4 separate regions of the Mus musculus genome follow, and regions 2, 3 and 4 are each linked to region 1. Evidence: chromatin loops called from intact Hi-C (ENCODE). Cell type or tissue: heart. All regions are shown on one strand. Links, peaks and the distances in the headings refer to the core of each region. The heading gives the core; the rest is flanking DNA.

Evidence for each region. Hi-C counts contacts between places; a loop is a spot of excess contacts. Peaks named below come from ENCODE experiments on the same cell type or tissue, not always from the same donor. Only the 100,000 strongest peaks of a DNase experiment are listed, where the experiment ranks them.
Region 2: it touches region 1 in a loop (3-fold over the local background); 7 of 42 quality-filtered maps call a loop at or near these places.
Region 3: it touches region 1 in a loop (2.3-fold over the local background); 5 of 42 quality-filtered maps call a loop at or near these places.
Region 4: a loop joins it to region 1, with 2.2 times the contacts of the local background. A loop is called at or near these places in 5 of 42 quality-filtered maps.

The regions. Positions count from the first base shown.
Region 1 is chr1:43,296,125-43,302,107 of GRCm38, reverse strand. LOC115487086 (a long non-coding RNA gene) reads left to right here. Exons shown (of 3, transcript XR_003947810.1): 2 at 496-694; 3 at 5,385-5,523. Among named protein-coding and RNA genes, the nearest start is that of Gm29040, 38 kb to the right of the region's middle. In heart, for the core only: a CTCF peak has its summit at 2,466 (motif pointing left); no DNase peak of the experiment used is centred there.
Region 2 is chr1:43,534,941-43,540,923 of GRCm38, reverse strand. All of the region lies in intron 3 of Nck2 (non-catalytic region of tyrosine kinase adaptor protein 2), which reads right to left. Among named protein-coding and RNA genes, the nearest start is that of Nck2, 92 kb to the right of the region's middle. In heart, for the core only: no CTCF peak of the experiment used is centred there; no DNase peak of the experiment used is centred there; H3K27ac peaks cover 1,773 bases.
Region 3 is chr1:43,410,269-43,416,251 of GRCm38, reverse strand. No RefSeq gene overlaps it. Among named protein-coding and RNA genes, the nearest start is that of Nck2, 32 kb to the left of the region's middle. In heart, for the core only: no CTCF peak of the experiment used is centred there; a DNase peak (open chromatin) is centred at 2,741; H3K27ac peaks cover 1,013 bases.
Region 4 is chr1:43,424,326-43,430,308 of GRCm38, reverse strand. No RefSeq gene overlaps it. Among named protein-coding and RNA genes, the nearest start is that of Nck2, 18 kb to the left of the region's middle. In heart, for the core only: no CTCF peak of the experiment used is centred there; a DNase peak (open chromatin) is centred at 3,538; H3K4me3 peaks cover 296 bases; H3K27ac peaks cover 1,343 bases.

The DNA of each region.
Region 1 (5,983 bases), core at 572-5,571:
TTTTGTCTGTTTGATGCTCCAATCACAAGGAGGCAGGCTTGGGCTTCCAGGCTCCACTATACCCTAGGGAAAGAAAGAGGTGGAAAGGAGGGGGAGGATGATTTCTGGGGCTGGAGCCTGACTTTGCCCCTAAGTAAAAGTGAGCTGAGAAATCTGCAGACAGGTTTAACCCTGTCCTCACACTTGGAGGGGGCCTGCTGCTTGTCTGCTGATCTTTCTCGGGAGACTGATGGACGTATGCATGCATGCGTAGGGTATTCATGCATGCATATGTGTGAGTGTGTGTGTGTGTGTGTGTGTGTGTGTACAAAAGCGATGGATGTTCTTGATGGAAGAGTGCAATGTTTCATACTTGTGGATAAAGTTGCCACTTGTAGGAAGTAAAAATGAAGTCTTCGGCAATCACTGAAAGGCAGCATAGTAGAGGAACAAGCAAATCCTGAGCGATCCCACAGGACTTCTTTTCTACCAGGCTTTTCCTCTTTCCATTTCCAGGCAAATCACAGCGTTGGAAAACACTCTCATCACTACACCGAGAGCCTTCCAATGGAGACTTAACAGAATGCCAACTGCAGCAACAGAAGGAAAAACTTGGGTAGCAAGAAAGCGCGTCCATATTCTTCCGTTCAGTTATAATGAGGGGTTTGAAGGTATCAGATCCTGCCCGGCATGGGCCTGACATCCCAAGAGACAGGTACAATTTCTGTTCCCAGCTTTGCTCCATCTTCTAGCCAGCTCATCCTGGAAACAAAATTTCTGTTTTCTGGGGGATGTGCATTAACCCCGATCACCTCTGAGCTTCCCAGGATTCACCGTAGGCCCCTTTATGCTGCCCAGTGGATGCTTGCGTGGACTATTTATACATACTTTGATGGCTTTTCACCAATGGACCAAACAGCTCTCCTCAAATATGAATACGCTTTCTCAAAACTTAATTCTCCTGACTAGATTTTAGGTATCCCCCATCAACAGGTAAATCTCAAAATCTGCCAAAGGAACTCCCTGTACATAATCAAGGTGATTATATTCAAATCCCACCTTGTGAGAACGTGTATGTTTGGCCCCCAATGCAGCCTTCATAGGGTACCATATGGATATGAGGATGGGCTCAAGCACAGCAAAGGGATCCCCTGAACTGCCCATACCTGAGCAGAGAGGGACACGGCCCATAGACGTCATACAGTGTCATACAGTGGGGTTCCAGAAGCGTGATCCTTGAAGGAGTTGCAACCATTCAGCTCCTCCCCCACAGGAAGCGACAGGCAGTTGTGGGTCTCTGAGGGAAGAAGGCCACCTGCCCTTATCTGTGTTTTTACTTGGGCACTGCTTAGCATTAAACCTGGCTTCAAATGTCATTGGGAAAAAAAAAGTAGGCCAAGGCCAGGAAGAGGAGGTGTCAGTTGTGATCTGTTGAGAGGAGAAGGAAGGCTTAGACAAAGCAGGAGACTTGGACACCCAGAAGGGTTTGGAAGCCACTGGAGAGTAGCCATTAGGCTTGTGCTTGTCCTTAATGCTTACAGCATCCTCATCCCTGATTCCAGTAGTTCACCATGCCTACAGCATCCTCATCCCTGATTCCAGTAGTTCACCATGCTTACAGCATCCTTACTCCTGGTTCCAATAGTTCACCACACTTACAGCATCCTCACTCAGACCAGACTCTGAGTCTTACACCAGGAAATCACTCTCATCCTAGTCCAGCCTCTGAATACCCCACATGACTTCCAGGAGGCCTCAGCTTCTTACCTGAAACAGTTTTAGTTTGGAGTGCCCTTAGACTTTTCTATTCTCTATTCTAGGTCCTTTTCTATTGGAACAGTCTCTTCTTAGCGGTGGTCTCTCATCCTTGTCCCCAGGTCAGAGACCATAGTCATTAGGATGCCAACGTCTCTACCAAAAACCTATTGTCCAGAAGACTAAGTGCCCATAACCTTGGCCCTCACCCTCACTTGTATGGTTTCTCTTCCTCCCTGTCCTCTGCTCCTTACATAGCCCTGACCTTACACCTTGAGCCCAAGAGCTCTCTCGTGACTTGTTTATGGAAATCAGGGTGTGGCTAACTGATACCTTGCCATATGTCCATCTAGAATCATCCACCATACAGCTCACCCCCTTGTCATCTTCTTACTTCAATAGTTCAACAAATGCCTACAGCCCCCTTGAGTGTGAGACTATGGCAATGAAGTGTGTGTGTGAGAGAACAGAGAGGCTTTTACATCCAGTAAAGAGTGTTTGGAGTCAGGGGCACTTGAGCACATAGATGTCAAAGCTACGTAAAATTAGAGTGGAGCTTGAACCCTTTGGATGGCATGTCTATGACATCATCAGCGGACTTAAGAAGCTGATTAACTTGTTAATCTATGTCTGCAATTTATCGACACAGTCACAGTCTTTGTCTGTTCCACAGAATCTTCTGTCAGCAGAATCGTCTTATTCCTAGTCTTACTGCTCCATGACCTCTAGTGGTAGAAAGGGGTTCTGCCATTGATAAAGAAATCTACTTTCTTGTGGCTTCCCTGAATCTCTCAACCACCTCTCCACTTTCACTCCCATTGAATAGCATGACTGTTTCTTTGTCAAAACCCCTGTTCTGACTGGTCTTGTGACACAAGCTGGAGTTATCACAGAGAAAGGAGACTCCCTTGAGGAAATGCCTCCATGAGATCTGGCTGTAAGGCATTTTTATCAATTAGTGATCAAGGGTAGGAGGGCCTAATGTGGTTGGTGCCATCCCTGGGCTGGTAGTCTATTAAAATAGCAAGCTGAGCAAGCCAGGCGAAAGCAAGCCAGTAAAGAAAATCCCTCCATGGTCTCAGCATCAGCTCCTGCTTCCTGACCTGCTTGAGTCCCAGTCCTGACTTCCTTTGGTGATGAACAGCAACATGGAAGTGTAAACTGAATAAATCCTTTGCTCCCCCAACTTGCTTCTTGGTCATGATGTTTGTGCAGGAATAGAAAACCAGACTAAGACAACCCTCATCACAGTTACTAGTCCCAGAAATAGAGCCACAGTACACCTCTGACTCAGCTGGCTGCAAACTCACCTTGACCTGCTGGGGGAAGTATCTTAGCTCTTAATTATAAGGACCGCTGCCACTGAGGCTATCTTTAAGCTGTGGTCTTGCTAAGCTCTCTCTGATGGCAGTTATGTGATATAGCACATGTCCTTACTACTGAGGCCAATTTGTGTATTTTCCTGTTGTGTTGTTGTTGTTGTTAGCATAAGTCTCATCGATCCCAATTGGCCTCAGTAGATGGTTGAGCATGCCCTTGAGCTTTTGAATCTCTGGCTTTCACTGTCAGGATGATGTAGGATGAGTCCTGCTATTACAGGCATGCGTCACCATCCTTGGTTTATGCAATTTTTGAATCCAGAGTCTTGTGCATACTAGGCAAGCACTCTACCACTGAGTTACACTCCCACCCCTTACTGCTTGTGGTTTTTAAAGTACGGGTGTTCTTACAGTTCCATGCTGAGTCTGGATCCTAAGGTACTTCCAGGGCATATGCTGCAGAACCACTCTCCTTCCTTCATGGAACAGTGGATGGTGTTGTAGCCATGTAGTCTAAGACACAAGGCTCCTTGTAGACAGTTCTGATGAACCATGTCTACACACATTTAGCCAAAGGAGCTATCACAGTAATAGTTCAAAGCCAGGCAAGCCCCCAGACCTAGCTTTGAGAAGCATGGTCTAGGTGAGATGTTAGAAAGGAACTAACTAGTCTGAACAGAAAGTTCACATCCATAATTTCCAGCCACTGCCCTGAATCAACCTCTTCTGTAAAAAATCCACTCTGCCTAAGCTGTTCCTCCAGCACTGTCATCTGCTCCCTCCTCCTTCACCAAATCTCCGATGTAGCTCCCTGTCTCCACCAGTGAACCTTCCCTAAGCATCTTCAGGTCACACCTGCAATGTGCCACCTTGCCTTTTGCCACCCGGGAAATACCAGCTATAACCAGCCCTTGCTTTGCTTCCTGGGGCCTCCATGTTCGAATAAAATAGAATAAAACTTGTCTGTTCTTTCAAGCTTGGATTTGGTGGGACATGGAGCTTTGGAAAGAAGTGGAGAGGGGAGGAGAGAGCCCCTGCTTGGGAGGGAGAAGAGAAGAAGGAAGCATACAGGATAGGTCTTCAGTACCACTATGGATGCTCAGCCCCAAGCCAGAGCACAGGAGCAAATGTTTCCCTTCCTTTTCAGACAGCCCTTCCCAGCAGTAGCTAGGGAGAGCTAACAGTTAACACTGTTCTTGCAAGGCCACCCCCAGGCTGCCCAATTCTGCTTTAAGGCACTACTCAGGACTTCTGGGAGTAGCCTGCTAGGCTGGCCACTTAGATAACCAGAGCTATCAACAACACGGCATCCAACAGCATATGTTCTTTCTCCTTATCTCACATTTTTGCAAGCTTTCTTGATCCCAAATTCTCTCATAAAGCTGGATGAACCCAACCCATGGATGGGTGGATATATGAAAGAACTAAACGTGACATGGACCAATCAATATTCAGCCTTAAAAGAGGAGGAAGGTGGTACCTGTTACACAGATGAACCTGGAGAGTGATGTGTTAAGTGAAATAAACCAGGCATACAAAGAAAAATACTGTATATTCTAGTTACAGGGGCTTGACGGAGATATATTCACAGAAATGAGAATAGTGGTTACCAGGGACTGGGGGGAGGGTGAATCGGGAGCTGGCATTTAATAGGACAGAATTAGGGTTCCCGGTAACGAAAAGTTCCTGGGGCAAATGGTGTGAATGCACCTGACATCACTGAACTGTAAGCCTGGGAAGGGATGAAACTGTAAACTAAATGCCCTGTGTAACTTGCCATGGTGGAAACAGGGCTTTGAATCAGCAGACACACCGTTGTGTTAAAGCAACTGCTGATAGTAGAGACTCACTCATCCAACAAGTACCCAGAATACCTACTGTGTTGTGAGGCAGGCCAGCCCTGCTCCAGGAGCCACAGCACAGCTGGATGATAGTCCTAGCCCTGCATCCACCTGTATTCCACAGATCCACCTTTATTCTAGTGGAGAACATTGGAGGTGGACAGAAAAAAAATCAATAGCTTGGGATATTGTGGTACCATATAGAGAACAAAGGTAGGAACGACATGGCAGAAGGATCAGGAAGGAGAGAGATGAGTCCCTTTACGGAAACTAGAAAACCAGGAAGGACATCATCACACAGCTTTCAGAAAACACAGTTTGAAGAGACCAGGGTGAGTTCCGTGGTAGAAGGAAGGGAGATCTGGAACTAAGGCTGTGGGGAAATCAGGGACTCCTTGAGCCTGATTAGGTCCTGATGAACAGGGCAAGTGGAGAAGAGATTCTGGGGGAGAGCCTCAGTGTGTGATTAGGTGTTCTTCTGTGGTTACAGGAATCTTGAGAAGGATTCAGGCATAAAGCCATTGGATCAGAGCTTGGCAATAGCTAACTTCTTCCTGATGTTCCTTGGAGGCTCCATTGTAAGGAAGGAGAAAGAGAGCTAGAGAGCAAGCAGCTCAGTGTGGTGTTCAGAAAGGATGAAGTAACACAGGCCAACACGGAACAATGAGGTAGGGAAGAAACAGCACCGTGGTGCATTTCATAAATGTTGAGACAACAGGACCCAAGGGTGAGAGAGGTAGTCGGTGTAGGAGATTGAACAGCATAAAGGCCAGAGTATGTTTAGATAACACAGAACTGATATAGATGTCTGATCTGCATCAGCTAAAACATGGCTGATACGGAATGCCCAAGGGTCTATGATTCATCACCAAATGGCCCAAAATGGAGGCCCAGAGACAACCCCCCAAAAGTAAATGATTATGTAATCTGCTCTGTAACTATTGCTGGCAGGTTGATGCTCTAGAGTAGGGGAATGCTAGGACCAGGAAGCAGGAGTGGGTGGGTTGATAAGCAGGGGAATGGGGGAGGGGATGTGGGTTTTCATCCGGGAAACCAGGAAAGGGGATAACATTTGAAATGTAAATAAAG
Region 2 (5,983 bases), core at 394-5,393, 240 kb before region 1:
GAAGTAAGACGCTGCTTTCCTTGATTACTCTCCACTATACTTAGTGCCAGGGTCTCTCACGAAACCCACAGTTCATCAATTCGACTAGTCTAGCTGGCCAGCTTGCCCCAAGGGTTCCTTATCTCTATCTCCTTGGTGCTGGGATTACAAGTGGGCTCTCATGCCCATATGCTGTTTTATGCGGGCACTAACTAAGGATACCCATTCTGGTCTTCAAATTTGTGTGGCAAGTGCTTGGTATTCTAAGACTTGACTTGAGAAAAGCGGGTCTCAGCCTGTGGATCACGACCCCTCTGGAGATTAAACGACCCTTTCACAGGGGTCCCGTATCAGATATCCCCATATCAGCTATTTACACTACTTAGCAGTAGAGAAATAGTTGGGGGTCACCACAACGGAAGAAACTTTATTAGAGGGTTGCAGTATTAGAAAGGTTGAAAACCACTGCTCTAGAATCTCCCTTCTACTCAACAGAGATGGTTGCCAAGCTGCCCAATTCAGTCCTAATATCCATTAGACCAGGCAAAGACAATGCTATGGCTTAGATGAAGACAACCACCATTTACTCCAATTAGGTGAGCCTCAAACAGCTGAATGAAGTAACATCTGAGCAGGCACCCTGTCTGATCTGACCATATCTCATCACGTCATCCTTACTGAAAGCATCCAGTTTACACTGCCATCCTTACTATAAACTGCTTTTACTCCTCCCCCCCCCAGGTTTTTGTTTCACAAAGTCACTTGCAGGAAATACAGTGGCTTAGAAGGGATGCCCAACAGTCATCACACTCACACTTGACTTCCATGAGAGCCAGGCTGCTGAATTCATCTCCCAGGTTCTCCCAGACTCAGTTACCACCATGCTCGGAGTCATGGGGGAATGTTTACAACCACAATAGCAGTTATTGTTCTGATGCCTAAATGAGAACTTGATAAGTCTCCTCACAACCATGGGAGCTGAGAGCTAGAAGCAGGAAGACTACCACGGACACACCCTCACATTTGTAATAATGAGAGTGAGAGGTGGGGAGTGCAGGGGGGAGAGGGAGGGAGGGAGAGAGAGAGAGAACTAAAAACCAGACTGGGTAGATGCAGCAAGCAAGCAGCAGGCATTCCTTGTTCTCACCCTAGAGAGGTTGACTTCAGGAAATTGCAAATCAAGCAGGACGTCATTTTGGTGAGAAGTCAGAAGAATGCACAGGCACCTGCAGTTTTCCCAGGTCTTAAATTCACTCACAGTACATACTCATGATATTGTCTGGTCTCTCAAAGGTCAATTCTAAACTGAAGTCACTACGCTGCTGCAAATGTTCTTACAGAGCTGGGGGTTCATGTCACTGCATCCTCTTGACTATGAGATGCCTTTCTTTAGCCCAGGGAGGTCTCTAAAGAATACCCAGGAAGTGACAGGAACCCTGTTTCCAAGGGCCATTGTAGACAAAGCTGCTGAGACCATATTCCATTACCCCAGTACTACAAACAAGGGTGTTCATCAAACTGGAGAAATTTACAGTTATTCATTATTATCACCTAACCTGGGACCTCACTCAATTTGTGGTTAATTAGGCCCTAGTTTTTCATGTGTAGAATGAGAAATTTTTGTTTCTAAACTGTTCTCCAACATTCCATAAATGCTGACTTAGAGACAGCTTCCAATCTACTGCACAGAGAGGCTTGCCAATCAATCCAGATGGTCAACTCTACGTAGGCAAAACCCGACAGAGCTGAAGTATACTCTGGCTCTCCTATATGGTGTTCTTAGGGAGGACACAGGGTCACTCTTAGGGCAGGAGTAGTGTTACCTTTCTGTTTCCAACTGACTACACACATTTTGCTTAACAACCTATGTCTTTCAATGTTAAGTCAAAAAAGCATATTAGCATGCCCACTGGCTCAAGAGCCCCTTCCTGCTTTATGAAGCTCCCAAATCCTTTCTAGGCAGAATTCTGGCATCTTTACTGTTGACAGGAAATATGTATGTGCGGTAAGCTGATTTGGCAAGGGTAGAGTGCGGTGAGACTTGAAAGCTGTTCCATGTTCACTCATCAGATAAGTGTTGCAGGCAGCTAGTGGCCCTGGCACTCTGTGACAGACACCTGGCTCCTACCCACTACTAGTTCACTGACAAAACTTAAAATGACTAAAGGAGTTTTAAGTATCCTTTGTGGGAAACAGGTATGCTTGAAGACAAGCAAAATCTAATGGTACTAACAGGCAAGAAATTGCCTGGCCCTGTGATCTGGCCTACAGTTCTCACAGGGGACCATTCCAGCCAAAAGAGAGGTGTGATAATCAGTACACAAACTAGTTTACTTTTCTCCAAACATGAAGTCTGCATATGGTGCCCTGAAAGACTCTGTAGTCCTAATGTTGAAAACGTGAGATGCCACATGTGGCTAATGTTCATAATCTCAGCACTTAGAAAGCTGAGTAAGAAGGACTGCTGGGCTGCTGAGAATTCAAGGTCATTTGGGATACATGGTAAGGCCAAGACCAGACCAGCTTACAAGGCAAGTCCTTTCTGTCTTGGTGGGATTAGTTATAAGAATGCCAAGTGTTAAACTAAACATTTAACTTTTACATAAAGAAATTTCTTTACTAGTTCCCTCAAACTTTAAAACCAAACCTGACAGAAGTATGAAAGTCACTGATAAGTATAATTTCTCTCCACAAGAGAGGCATTGAATCCTTAATATTCCCTAAGAACTCACTGTAAAACTTACTTTAATATTCACACAGCTCTGGTCCTTATCTGCCAGAGGGCTCCCATACCAGGCTGGATCCCCTGACAGGGAAGCATCCTAGGACCTGAGGGCTGCCAGAGGGAACTTGGTAAAAGCAAAGAAAACATGTACCACCCTGGTCTGGATCAGGGTATGTCTGACTCATGACCTCTGCCTTTCTTCACATACATACACACATACACACACACACACACACACACACACACACACACTTTCCTCTCATCCTTTCAGAGGCCACAGTGCTTCTGCTTAACTTGTCTACTGTTCGTAGTCACTCAGGCATGGTTCAACTCCTTTGGGGCTGTGGTGGGTTCTAGCTAAAACCAGAATGGTAACAAAAATTGTGTTTGAGGCACTTGCAGAGAAATCTTTGAAAGTTATCTCTGGGGAGGAGGGGGTCTCCATCTCAAAATATTTTAGCATAAGGCTGATATCTGGCCTATTCAGTTATACAGATCAAGTTGTAATGTCAAGGCCAGAAGTAGCCTGGGCTGACTCACTGCTGAGCTCAGAGATGTCAGAACACTGCCTGCTGAACCAGCTCTTGACAATCCCTATTCTTCATGGAAATTTTTTCTTGACTGTTCATGATCAGGATCAGAGCATGAAAGGAGATCCAGTGGATAAATGTTTTGCCCTCAAGAAAGAAAATGTAAGATAAGATTGTTTTACTCAACTACAAATTATTAAAAGAAAAGAATGTTAATACTTTGAAGAGATGTTTTTGTCAAATATACTGTTGCCTTCAAGCAGCTCTAAGAAAACACAAGACATAAGTTTCCAACGGAGGAGAGGTAAGGCCCACCACACCACCATCTCCTCTCCTCACAGATAGAAACTCAGTTCACAGCACTGTGGCTCTGTTGGTGACGCCTATGTGATTTACTTCAAACTGGGAATGAACTATGGGGGTTCTACCATGGCCCTCAGATTCAGGTGGATTCCCACAGCCGTATAAAGCCTACATGAATGACATCACTCAGTTACAAGAATGGGTAGGCAGTGTAAGTCAGTATTGTTTTGATACCTCCCCACAGAAGAGACACTTTCCAATCTAAAACTCAACTCTGAGCACACACCAGAGTCTGTAACTAAACAGGAAGCCATAAACAGTTGTAGGGATAAAATGTTTATACATACTATGTCAAGAAGTGTCTCTGTTCTTCCTTGCTTGCCTAAGGCACTTTCTGATTGGTTAAATGACAATGCCTATGGCCTATAGCAAAAGGCAGACTAGAAGGTAGGACACTGACTGAGAAGGAATTCTGGAAGAGAGTCAGGCACAAGAAGATTCACCACCAAGCCACAGAGGAAGTTGGAAGTATGAAACGGAGAGGGTATCGGCAGCATTGCAGACCTTTTAATAGAATAAATGGGTTAATATAAAAGATAGTTGAGGATTAAGCCTAAGATAAGGCCAAAACCATTGTTAAAAAAAAATAAGTCTCCCTGGCATTATTCAGACCAAGGATAGGCACAGAAAAGCCCAAATGGTTACGTTTAGTCTCTGGGGTTTATATTAAAAGGGATATCTGGGAGACAGGAGGAATTACAGAAAGAACTCTCAACTTTCTGTGGCCTACAAACTGGGGAAAGACAGGCTGTAGAGGAAAGAAGCTATTGCTTCTTTCACATAGAGATTGCACATAGAGATTTGCACATAGAGATCGTGGTAAAGATGCCTCCCCTTCTTCTAGGTACTGCCTCAACAGGAAGCCTGTACTTAAGATAACCAGGTCTCTCTTTGTCCAATGGCAAAGGTGATCATGACGGGTAATAAAAACAAATGAACAGACCACAACAACAAAGTACTAAAAATGGAGAGCAAGACAGTGAAGTAGCTTAATGGATAAGGAAGCTTGCCATCAAATCTGAAGATCTGATGAGTTCAATCCCTGGGACTTCCATGGTAGAAAGAACAGATGCCCATGGGCTGTCTTCGGCCCACACATACATGTTGTGGCACATGTACACCCCATTCTGTATGTGCATGCACACATAAAATGTGGAAAAAAATTAATCAGGCTACTTCTCCCTAAATCCCAAGGCCCCTTGGCTATGAAAATCAACTCCTATTAATAAATATGGATATCTAAAACATAGCTTATCTGTATTTTTGCAATCTTTCATGCTTAATGCAAATGTTTCCTAAGAACGATGTGTTGAAGCTGAGACAGAAGCTCACAGAAGAGCTGTCACTCACTGAAGAGATTTGTTCTGCTTGGCATAGCCCTGGAGGGCAGAGTCAGAGCCAAGGGGAGGAAGTCGGAGAAATGTAAAATTTCGATTCTATTTAAGGAAGCACTTTCTAACAATCTGTATTCTCCAAAAATGGAATTGGCCCTTTCTAGCAGTGTAAGTGTTCCAGCAGGGCTAGATGGCGGTCTGTCAGTGACAGGGGAGCCGGCCCAGCACCAGGGTGAAGATGTGCTGGTTTGCTCTGTAACTAGGGTTGTGAAACAAGAGGAACTGATCGCACTCAGGGAAATCTGAATACACTGGGCAAAGATAAGGCTGGAGCTCCAACCGAGGCCTTATCTTTCCTTCTAAGAAAGTCAACTGCAGCCCTTGAGGGCTTGGGGGCTCACTTATTCTACCTCCAAGTCCTGTGCATTTTGTGGTTTATAGACTTCTCAAGATTTTTTTTTTAAGGCAAAATATATCAACAATGCTCAACATTACTACAGAGGGCGTGTTAAGAGGAGGCTAGAAAATCAAATATTCTCAGAACAACACTGAAGCACCAGCCCATTCAACATCTTCTTTATTTATCATACTTAACTAAGAGTCCTAAGAATAGGACAGCAGCATTTCTTTCCAGTGACTGTCTCAAGCAAGGAAAAAAAATACACAAGGGAGAGAGTTCAGTGGAAAAAGACTTAGAATGCTAATAACCAATGGAATTTTTCCAGCAGCCTCAGCGTCTACATTAGCCACACACATTCTGAAAAAAACCAACCATAGCACAAAACACCTCCCGATGACTGAAGGCTTCACCCACTGAAGAGTGCGCACTGATCTTTATAGACTCTACAAGGAAGAAGATGGGGACTGTGCAACACCCACCACATTCAGTGTGATTTTGTTTTCAGTTTCCCCATATTTCCTTCACCCTGCCCCCTCCAATGAAACTAATCCTCTTTCAGTAACACACAAAGAAAGCCTATAGACACTTAGCCCAGGTGAGGATACTGGCTCACTTCCATGACAAACCTCAAGTGGCAAGCTGCCATTGTTGC
Region 3 (5,983 bases), core at 369-5,368, 110 kb before region 1:
CTGTCCTGGGATGAGTGGAACAAAGGGAGGAAAGGCATAGGTCACTTCCAGGATTCAGGGTAAGAAGAAGTGAGTGGATTCGGAGTCTCTTTTGGCACAGAGCTACAGACTTTCACAGGGAGATATGTGAGGAAACAGGAGAAATCCCAGATCTTAGCATAAGCAACTGGAAGGATGTAATTGTCACCAGATGAAAGGACATGTGATGCTCAACACACGTGCTAGGCCTCTCAGTGGCCATGCTGAAGCCAGGAGCATAGAGACTCTAGCAAGAAGGCATGACTGTAATGCTGGCATGTTTTGTTTGGGTTTTGGCCTGATATAAGGTCGTGTATATAACAAGCTGGTGTCTGATTAGTGATCCTTCTGCCTTAGTCTCCTGAGTGCAGGGATTATAGGCCTGTACCACCATGCCTGGCCCATGGTGGACCTTTGACTTTTGAAGGGCTATCTTGCTATTGACGAGTTGATGTTGTGTCATATCCCTCACTGCCACTGCATTTTCAAATCTCAAAGGTTCTCCAGAGTGTGTCCACCCTGGATGCTGTATCTATGACATTCAGTGGGCCAGGAGAGTGGGTAGTGCTCTCATCCAAGAGACCTACCTCCCACCATTGCTCCCATTTAACCTCCCTATAATTCATCTAGAATGAAATAAACTGTTTTTATTTCTATGACAAGATACCAAAGACCAGGTAACTGATTTTTTTAAAAAAGAGATTTATTTTAAGTCTTGCTTCAGAAGCTGGGATGCTCACAAACATGGCAGTAGCAGATACTTGGTTTCTGGTAAAGACCTCATGATGTGTAGATTCCTGAAAGAAAGCAGAAGGTAAGTGTGTGTGTGTGTGTGTGTGTGTGTGTGTGTGTGTGTGTGTATGTGTGTGTGTGTGTGTTTGGAGAGAGAAAGAGAGAGAGAGAGAGAGAGAGAGAGAGAATTGTTTTATAACAACTCCATCTTACAGGAACAAATCCAGTCTTTGAGAATGAGAGTTCATGCTTAAAAAGCAGACATTGGTATCCATCCAAGAAAACTGGTACCCATGACCCAAACACCTCCCACCAGTTCCCACCTCTCCTCTACACTGATGTATGTGGAGTTAAGGTTCCAGCCTGTCAGATTTGAGCATACATTCAGACTATAGGCAGTTCCATCTCCTGTTTCCCTAAATAACATGATGTCTTATACTTGGATAACATGTGCTCACATTGCTTAGGACCTTCCAAATGCTATGTCCTCTTTTCTTATTACATAGTTGTCAGTGGAAGTTCTGATGACCCAATAAGGGACATATTTCCTGGCAAATGTGGGTAGTACCTTTTTTTTAAAGGTTCATATTTCAGTATTTATAAAACCAGAGAATAAAAACCATATATTTTTCTCCTCTCTGTGTCTCTCTTCCTTTTGACATTTGGGGGGTGTGTGTGTGTGTGTTGTATGATAGAGGACAGATTACATCCTTTGTTTCCAATAAATTGTTATTGATGAAAGTAAAGTATTATAGATATAAGCACCTGCATGGAAATGGATTGTAACACATCATTTATCAAATATGCTTTGGCCCTGGTTCTCCCAATATTTATGTGACAATAGTTAAAAGTTACAGAGACTTATTCTGCACACAGTGTGTATTTACACAACAGTCTTAGGATGTGGGGAAAGCAGGAGTCACCCCCTTCTACTGACAAAAGCAAAAGACACAGAGGAGAAGTTATCATACTGGAGGCAAGTCAGTCAGGAGCTAGGAGAGGTCTGAGCCTCAGCTGCCTGAGCCTGCTTTTCCACAGGGTTTATCTGCTCAGAGCACTTTCTCTCTGGGGCTGAGAGTGCCCCTATCAACAGGCACCCCAATCTAACTGAAACAAGTAGCTACAGCTGACTCACCCCTGCAGAGAAAGCCCAGGCAAATGTCTTAGCTCACTGTGACTTAAGCACATCTATCATTGTTTTTCTGGTGTGATAATCATATTCATAGTGACATTAGTAAATATCTAGCATGGAAGACACTAAGCATTCCTGGAAATGATGGGAACAGCCAGACCATCAGAACAGTCTCTCTCTCTCTCTCTCTCTCTCTCTCTCTCTCTCTCTCTCTCTCTCTCTCTCTCTGTGTGTGTGTGTGTGTGTGTGTGTGTGTGTGTGTGTGTGTGTGTGTGTTTGCTCATGCTCGTGCGCAGAAGAGCTCTTCTCTACTCTGCTGTACTCCTTTGCCTCTATAGTGACCCAAGGAGATACTAGCCTTAATTCCATTGCTATGCTCTCTGCCAACCACCTTGTTTAGTCATATCTTGTCATGGTGGCACCAGTAGCCCGGGAAAGTCAACAACACCCTGAGTCATTCTGCTGAAGAGTGGGCATGTCAAAGCCAGCACTTTCTTCTGGAAGATGTTAAGTTGCAGTGCTCTTCCTTGAGGACTTCAGCGAGACCTGCAAGGCTTTGAAATGTCACAGCCCCAGATTTTTTTTTTCAACTACTACTGACATCTGACCCACTGAAAATTGCCACTGAGTCGTGTTCAAATATTTGAAGTCCTCTGTCTGATTGTTTCTCGTGCTCAAGAGACTGTGAGCAAATACCATGGATCTGATGTCTATGCCAGGAGTCACTGATCATTGTTTCCTTTGCACACGGATCTATCTGCTGAAGCTCTAGGCACGGAGCTTTGTCTAGAGACTCCAACCTGGGTCAGCACAGGAAAAGACTGTGGGCTTCCTTAGAGATGGAAGAGAGCCCCCATCCAACAAATGCCATAGTTCTGAGGTCATCTGCTGCAGGAAGTGACAACCCACTAGGGAAGGAGTAGGAGGTTATTTGTCTAGATTAAAACTGAGATCAGAGTTAACTCTGTTGCCTTTGTGAAAATCACAATGCAGTTTGGAAGCAGCCAAAACTTTTGGAAATGAGGACACCACCTGATTCACATTGGCTTACGGTGCTGGTGTTTAGCTTTTTTAGTGTTCCTGCTACACCAGGAGTATTTAGTCCTTGAGGGATTCACCTATTATAGCATGAGGGTTCAGGTTGCCAAACTGTCCCCATCTGTAACCTGAAAACAGTGCAACAATTGGTATCTCCTGCTCACAGCAACATAGACTTATCCACCCAGATCTCTCACTTTAAGTGGACATGGGACTTTCAGGGGAAACGTATTAGAGACAGATACTCAGTCCACACCTCAGGGCCTATGAGTCAAAGCCCTGATGTGGTTCTCAAGAATTTGCATATCTTTCAGTTGCAAGCAATGGTGGAAATGCTGGTTCATGGTCACAAGTCAAAGACGACCAGAAAATTGAATTCTCCATGCAGTGGTGGCACGTGCCTTTAATTCCAACACTTAGGCAGAGACAGGCAAATCTTTGAGTTTGGCCTATAGAGCAAGTTCCAGGACAGTTGAGGCTATACTCAGAAACCCTGTTTCAAAAAACCATTTTGAAAAGGAAAGATTGAATTCTTCTTGCTTTTTTTATAAGCCCAGAAGTAGATTAGGGTGGAAAGGAGATTGGATCCAGAAGACACTCCTGGGCTAGATTTCAACTCTGACAGTTAGCAGTTGTGTGGACTGGGAAGGATTTTTGTACTCTCTAAAAACTTCAGTTCACTAACCTATAAGATAGACAGCAGCAATGACAAAATACTCTTCAGCAACATTTTTTGGAGTAACTGCAAAAACAGTGAATGTTGTCTAGAGTTGAGTCAGTGGAGTTCTGCTGTCCCAAACCTTGGTCTCAGCACGAGCATGGGCCTTGATTAAATAATAATGTTGAGCTCCTCTGAAGAGCCAGTTTTCTGAGAATAATCCATATCTCAAAAAGCAAGAAGCTTCTTTAGGAAGATTTGGATGCTGATTTTTGCCACAAATTGCCGTTTGACAAGACCACAGTGTGGAAGTCTGCAATTCTATATTGATGATGCCTTTTCAAAGAGAATATCCATCCAAACCACAATGGCATTTGGCCTGAGATCAGGGCACTAAGCACACAGATGACTTGGAATTAAATATATCACTACTGAATGCTGTCTAGAAGTTCAGTGTCTTGTAGCAGACATTGATGCCTCTGTAATTTGTTTTCAACAGAATCCGGTCTCTGTTCACATTGCACAAAGCCACAGAGAAGAACCAGGGGCAAAAGTGCCTTGAATCCTTCTCCAGATAAGCCTTTTCTATGGTAACTTTTAAAGAAGTAGGGAATACGCAAGGAATGAGTCAAATAGTGACTAAGAACAGATGCTCAGGAATGTGCCTGCATCCCTTCTTCATAGACCTGGGAGCAATGCCATTTTCATGTCCCATTGGTTAAACACCAATTACTCCAAGGAGCTTTGTAGATATTAAAATTCTTACCTATCCCTTCTCAAGCCTCTCCTGACACTATAAGCTGTCTTCTTAATAGCCAGAGAATGGAAATATCCCAAGTGTGTTGGATAGTTTATGTCAACTTGACACAAGCTAAAGTCATCAGAGAGGAGAGAACCAAGAATGAGAAAGTTCCTCTGTAAGACTAGTCTGCAGGCAAGCCAGTAGGGCATTTTCTTAATTAGTGATTGATAGAGGAGGCTCTAGACCACTGGGGGTGGAGTCATTTCTGGTGGTCCTGGTTTCTCTAAGAAAACAAGCTGATCAAGCCATGGGGAACAAGCCAGCAAGCAGCACCACTCCATGGTCTCTGCACTAACTCCTGCCTCCAGGTTCCTGCCCTGCTTGAGTTCCTGTCTGGACTTCCTCTGAGGATGAACTATGATGTGGAAGCATAGGCCAAATAAACCCTGTTCTCCCCAGGTTTATGATGTTTCATTACAGCAGTCGAAGCCCTAACTAAAGACACCAATGTTCAGAGACAGATACACAGGTGAAAAAGGAATAAAAAACCATGGCACATCCACACAATGAAAGATGCAGCCTGAAAAGGGAGAGGGGTCTTATATGGAAAGTCTAGTATTTTAAGTGAAACTCCCTTATACATGGATTCATTATATATTTTTTATTTATTTAAGAAAAGTTTTACAAATTTGTTAATATTTCGGCAACATTATTGCAACAAGGTTAAAAGGCAGACAGACTAGTATAGGCTTTAAAGGAACAAATCAGGGTTATACAATTAAATTATTACACAGATCTAAGAGGTTTACAAGGCCTAGAAAACTAATTAAGTCTGAAAGATTAGATCCAGTATTATCACCTACAGTATCTCCAAGTTCAACTGCTTCATTCATTCCTTATGTTTCCTAACTTCTCCCAAACACAGTGCTCTCAAATTCCTAAAAGAAAGAACATAAGAAATTCTGATACTAAGAGAGTACAGAGATAAAGAAGAGCTGGAAAAATTAACTTTAACTTGCAAGTTACATGGAAGCCAAAACTTACTTGAGTCAATCAAAAGATTTCTGTGCCCTGAATACTGTATGTGAGGAGGCTATGAGTCAGAGTTTAGAAGTAGGTTACAAATTAGCAACATACTGTATTATTTCTACCAATTTTTTCTCCTAAGTTATACTTGTAACAAAACTAGAGTTAGGTGCTTAGGACACTTGCTTCTTCCACACCGGGCAGAGCTGGGGCAGGCGGAGCTGATGGCTGAGGGTCTGCTCATTGTGCTTACTTATCTGTGGAATGAACAAGCAACACGCACAACATCTCCCCAACATCTCGAGGTAATGCATGTTAACAGAAATGCTTTCAAAGAAACAACCGGAATTGCATTAAATACTGCCTTAATAATAACTACAATACTAAATAAAACAAGTAACATATATTATTCTCTCAAGGAGCCTCTGAAATTGAACAGCAGAAATCAATCTGAAGATCTGAAGAAGGTCAAGGCTGGTAGCTTGGGGACTTGGGTGGTGGATCAGCCGGACCACAGGCACACACAGCCTCAAAGCCTGCTACTAATCTGGGGGAGGAACTGAGCTAAGATATGACTTGTGGGATCATAAAGCCGGCTAGGAAACTGACCCAAGGGACAAGGAGAACCAGTGACACT
Region 4 (5,983 bases), core at 655-5,654, 130 kb before region 1:
TCTATACAGTGACTGTGGTCTTTAAAAAAATACACAACCACCATTCCCATGAAATTTATAGCCAGTATGTGCTCAAGCAATACATTTGCATAACAAGCAAGAGCTACTGTACCGAAAATAAAAACCACAAATGATTTTTTAAGTGTTGGATGATGTCATGCAAACTGACTTCATAAGCGTCATCTTCATGTTGTGAGGCTTCAGCTGTTCACAGTAAACGTGAATTACGGACTGTACTTTCAATGCTGAAGGAGGTTACACTGAGGGCACAATCCACATCTCTATTTCAGACGAGATGAAATGATTACTGTGTGCTAGAATAATTTTTAGAAAAACTCATAAACGCAGCAAGGCTACACAAGTTTTCATGTCTTAGAGACAGTTTTAAAGAACTAAGCTTGCCAATGTAAAGTTCCTGTGTTACTCGGATTAAAGCTACAGATGAAATGTCAGCTATGGAACAGAAGCTCTGGTGTCAACATGCAAAGCCAAGGAAATCAGACTTTCAAAATGTCATATGCTCTGGCCATACACTGCGGATTCCACTATCTGACTATTAAAAACTAATCGGCTCTTATATTTCATATTGTTCAAAGACATATTTGGAAAGTATCTTCTTCCCAGTGGTAATTAAAGCTAAGGTATTTGGCAGTCATCCGGTAAGGCACAACTTCATTATGAAGATATTGTTAAATAAAATGTGCTTTACTCTTTTTCTATCAAGTTTCTGAGTTAGTCTAGTACGGTGGTACATACTTGCAGTCTCAGCACAGAAGAGTCTGAGGCAGGAGGATTAGGAGTTTGAGGCCAGAGTGAACCATGGAGCAAATTCAGGGCCATCCTGGAATACATAGTAAAAATTTCCATCAATCGAAAAATCTTTTCTCCAATATTTTTAATGTGTCTAGTTGAAAGTTAAAGCTAATTAGAACATCCACCAAAAATTCTTTTTAGTGACGAATTATTTATTATTACTGGTTAGAATAATATTTTGGTCTTCTGGTGCTATATGAAAGTATCTGCAAAATAAAAAGGTTCTGAAGAATCCTTATTTCATACACTTTACATTTTCTATATTCCTGATCATGATATTATACCCTCACATTCGCACAAATTGCTATGTAACTAATGACACCAGAACTTCATTCTGAAAACAAGATATACGCATTACCTTTCCATTTCTATGAGCCATAATGCCAAGCACAGTCTTGCGTATGAATGTAAATCTCCATGAGTATGTATCTGTGCTCATGGCTTCATGGTGAAGGAAATGGCTGTCACCAAAGACCCACATAGGTCTTTGAGACCAGCTCTGTGCTGAGCTTGAACTTGAGCTCACTTGGGCAGGTGAGCTGATGATTAGCAGTTGGTTACAGGTTACTATTGTTTAACTGTTTCCTTTCATGTTGAAACATTTCACCCTCTAGAAAAGCTCTTTGAGACAGGAAGCAAACAACTCAATAGTTTTAGGAAGTCCCTACAACTAACCAAATTCATTAGGCCCCTCCCTCTCCAAGAATAAACACTAAAGACCTCTGAGGTCACTCTCAGACAAGACAAGATTCAAAGATTCTCAGACAAGCCCAGATGCCTGGAAGAGGCAAAAATGAGCTGAGCCATGAGGAAAGGACGCTCTTCAACCTGCAAAGCTGCCTGCAGGCTGTGCAATGTGCTCCAGCTTTCCAAGCCTTTGTGAGCTGTCACTCATGCTGGGGTGGGTTTTGGTGATGTAGCTATCTTTGAATCATTTATGCTCCTGTAAGTAGCCACTCAACCATACATACTCCTATAAGTAGCCTCAAAGCTTCAATTTGGTTACACTGGTTCACTAAATTGGACTTTAGTGGTATTCATACATTGTCATGGCAGGATGGAGGTTGCATCTTCTCTGGAAAAGCCTGTCATGCAAGTGTTAATCTGTGTTCTTCTTAAGTGTTCCTTTACATGGGTCAGGTTAAGATGGCAGCTGAGTTTCGTTCAATGAAAGGAAGGGTAAGTTAAATGATTTCAGACGAAACCACACATTTTCTATAATTTACCTTTCCCATATTTGCGAGATACAAGTTATAATGTCTAACTCCTGGTGAGGGGAAGGATATCAAGTAAGAGGCCTTGACCCTGGAGGATGTGGGTCACTGATATCATCTGGGAAACCACTTACTGGAGATCATTATAAAGACTACTCATGGCTCTGTAATCCAAAGTTTCCTGATCTATACAACTTCCTATCCGATCCAGCAGATAGCAAAACATTGACTCAAACAGTAGGCTGCTGTAGTTTGTAAATTCCTTCCCAGATTCATGCTGATGGTGTTAAGAGATGCAAGCATACAGGGCCTTTGGGAGAAGACTGGGCCAGGAGGGCTCTGCACTAGTGCATGGATTCAGCCCTGATGGATGGATGGATAGATGGATTATGAAGATAATTACAGTAGCTCTTCCTGGAAGGCATACTCTGTCTTCTCTGCTATGCCATGACCCAGCAGTGGTTCCTCACTAGGTCCTGAGCTACTGCTAGATCTCTTATTCTCCAGATCACTAGATAAATAAATGTCTACAACAGAAAACAGATTAAAATGCAAGAGCGGATGATAGATCTCACCTATTATCAAAATGAGAAGAGGAAATGTCTTGCTGGCATTTTGTAGCCATTCAAGTCGGCAGTTGATGGATGGTCTGGTGCTTTCTGGGGGCAGAGGGGGAGGATGTTAGCATGCCTCACCATTCCTGGAAATGATGAGCCCCGTTTACTCAGTGTAATATACAAGAGGTGCTGAACTCCTCTATAATCAGTCCTTGCTCTTGGCTGTCAGTTCCTTACCAGGTCACACTGCATAGAAAACGATCTTGAAAGGGCAAGAGAGTGTCTTCCCTGGACTGAAGTTAGCTATAGCAGGTCATCTTTCACTGGGTCTTTCCCCCACTGACCTCACTGCCTAGGTTGTTTTCAAGATGACTAATGCTATGCCTTGGCTTTCAGGCCTGTCCCCTCAGTGGCTACTGAACTGCCCACCAGATCTCTGGAACGTCCAAGTCTCCACTTTACCTAAAAGCAACAGCTTCAAGAAAAGCCACTTGGGTGAAGCTTGATCACCTGTCAGCCATCGCTGCTAATTAAAACAACAGCTGCTTGTTGGAGTCAAACCAAGCACTGGATATACATGTGTCAAAATGTTCATTGCCATGAAAAAGTGAATCTCGTGTGTGACTAGGTCCCAGTGTGCAGAATGCACAGAAGGAAATAACAGTCACAATTCTGGGGAGAGCGGAGGGGGAGGCTTTTAAGAATCACCCACACCGGGATAATGAACATTATCACTTGAAATATATATGTGCTTCAGACTCATTACAAATGAAAGCCCCACTCCCCTCTCCCCCCACAAACAAAGTTAAATTGGGATTTCAGCCAGCTCTCCTGAGACCTGAGTAGAATTTGGTGACTGAGTGGCAGGAGCAATCGACTCTCAGTGAGATTGGAGCTGCTGTCTCTCTTCACATGGATGCCAATGGGGAGTTCTGCCAAGCTATTTTGAGGCTGTGCGCATTAAGTAAAAAAGCAAGGCTATTCTTAGCTCAAGTGCACAAGCTTCTATTACCCTAAACCCAAGGCTGAAGATCAGAGTAAGATACTGGGTCCTTCCCTTCCATCTGAGTAGTCCCTCCCAGGCTTTAGAAATCACCCTCGACCCAGCACAGGATGCCTTCTGAAAGACAGTAAATAGAAGTTTATCCTGCAAACAGTTAACAGTGGATCGGAAGTCAGACCCTCAAAGCCAAGAGATGTGAGATTTCCTTTCCTAGCAGCTCCTTACACATGTATTTTTCCTGACTTCTCAGTTGTTTCCGGACATAGGCAACACCTAGTCTCCTAGTCTCCCACTATTAACTCCTGGAATGAATCACTCCACTTCGAATGTCGTCTGGAAGATCCGATCTCAAGGACAGATCAGAGGCAGAATGAAGGCGAAACCTGGCTCTGTTTTTCAACCACAAAATACAACAAGCATTATTTTTACTTATTGAGCTATACTCCCCTTAAGTCAGTGTGATAGACAGAAGTTCTGTTAGTACTGACAAAATAGAAAATTAAGTTCGTGTTGTTTTCTGATGATCAAACTCATTCCTGAACTGCAGTATATGATGTATTTGTAGCTAATGCCTCTTTTACTAAATTCTCCACTCAGTGTGATGAGGACAATCTTCCCACAGGTGCTAACCAAAATCCCCATTCCTTCCCTTCCCTTCTGCTCCAACTTCTGGAAGACAGAACATCCCATATTCATAACACGTGGGAAGGAGAGTAAAAGAATAACACACAGGACAAAATGAAGAAGTTGGAGGGAATTCTGGGCAATTCCAATGTATCTAGAATTTTCTAGAATAGCTTCCTGTTCCTAGCAAGGAGACAAATGTCTTAGTTTCTATTCCGTTGCTATTATAAAATGTCCTGACAGAAACAACTTAAGGGAGAAAGGGTTTAAGTAGCTGGTCACATCACATCCACAATAAAACAACAGAGAAGAGCAGGATGATAAGATGGGGGACATGGACAACCTGACCCCTGCCTAGAACCTGTGACTCTTACTTCATGGAGAACAAATAAGTACATATGATTTAGGGTCTAGAGATGGACATTATCTTGGACTGCCCAAATGACCCCTAAGTATGATCACATGTGTCTTTAAAGGAGGGGAATTTGAACCCAGGCAGAAGAGAAGGCATGAGACCCTTAGAGACTGAAGGAAGCCAAGAGTAGGGCTGGGGTGGCCAACTGGCTTGAAGGTGGAAGAAGTGACCAGGGACTAAGGGATGCTGGGGAAAGTGTCTGAAAAATCAGGAATGACCTCTCCTCTCAAGCCTGCAGAAAGAACTTAGCCCACTCACAGAATGTTTTTTATGCTGTTCGTTTGTTTGGGTTTTCTTGTTTGTTTTGTTTTATTTGAGACAGGGTCTTACTAAAGAGTTCTTGCTAGATTAGAACTGTCTAGGTCAGTGGTTCTCAACCTGTGAGTCAAAATCCTTTTGGCAATTGACCCATAACCCTTTCACAGGGGTCACCTAACACAATGAGAAAACACATATATTTACATTATGATTCATAATAGTAGCAAATGCTAATTATGAAATAGGAAACAAAAATGGTCTGGGATTACTGCAACATGAGGAACTTAAAGGGTCACAGCATTAGGACGGTTGAGAACCACGGGTCTAGGTAGACCAGATCGGCCTCAAATTCACAGAAATCTGCCTCTTGAGTGCTACCATTAAATGTGTGTCCCACAGCTAGCCACACAGGAGGGTTTTTGTTGTTGTTGTTGTTGAGAGACAGGGTTTCTCTGTATAGCCCTGGCTGTCCTGGAACTCACTTTGTAGACCAGGCTGGCCTCGAACTCAGAAATCCACCTGCTGCCTCTGCCTCCCGAGTGCTGGGATTAAAGGTGTGTGCCACCACGCTCGGCTACAGGAGGGTTTTAAACCCTGTAAAACTTTATTCCGCTTTGGCCTCTCCTAGAAATGTTAGGATATACACAGCACTGTTTTAAAAGACAAAATTTACAGCTTTTTGTGTAGCATACAAGGAAAGTCAACAAAGATATCTTTTGACTCATATCAAGCAATAGAATCTAAAACTGGAATGGACCAAAGATATGGATTAGGATCTCTTGAGACATTCAACCAAATGTGGATGGTTCCTTTCAGCCGAAAACACTACCACTAGTTGGAAAAACAACATTTCCCAAGTCTCACCTTGTAAGGAATTGACTACATCAATTTGATTTTTAAATTAAATGTTTATAAGCTTTACACTAAACATTTTTAAAAGAAATGATCCCAGGTTGGCTCGGCTATCACTACCATCCTGGATTCTTTCCCTTCTATTATATTTCCCTAAAATAATTAGCTTTTGTGCTTGGCGATATACAGTGGTCACGTTGAAAACGAATCTTCATAGTGATTGTGTCCTATTTAACTTCAGTTGTCA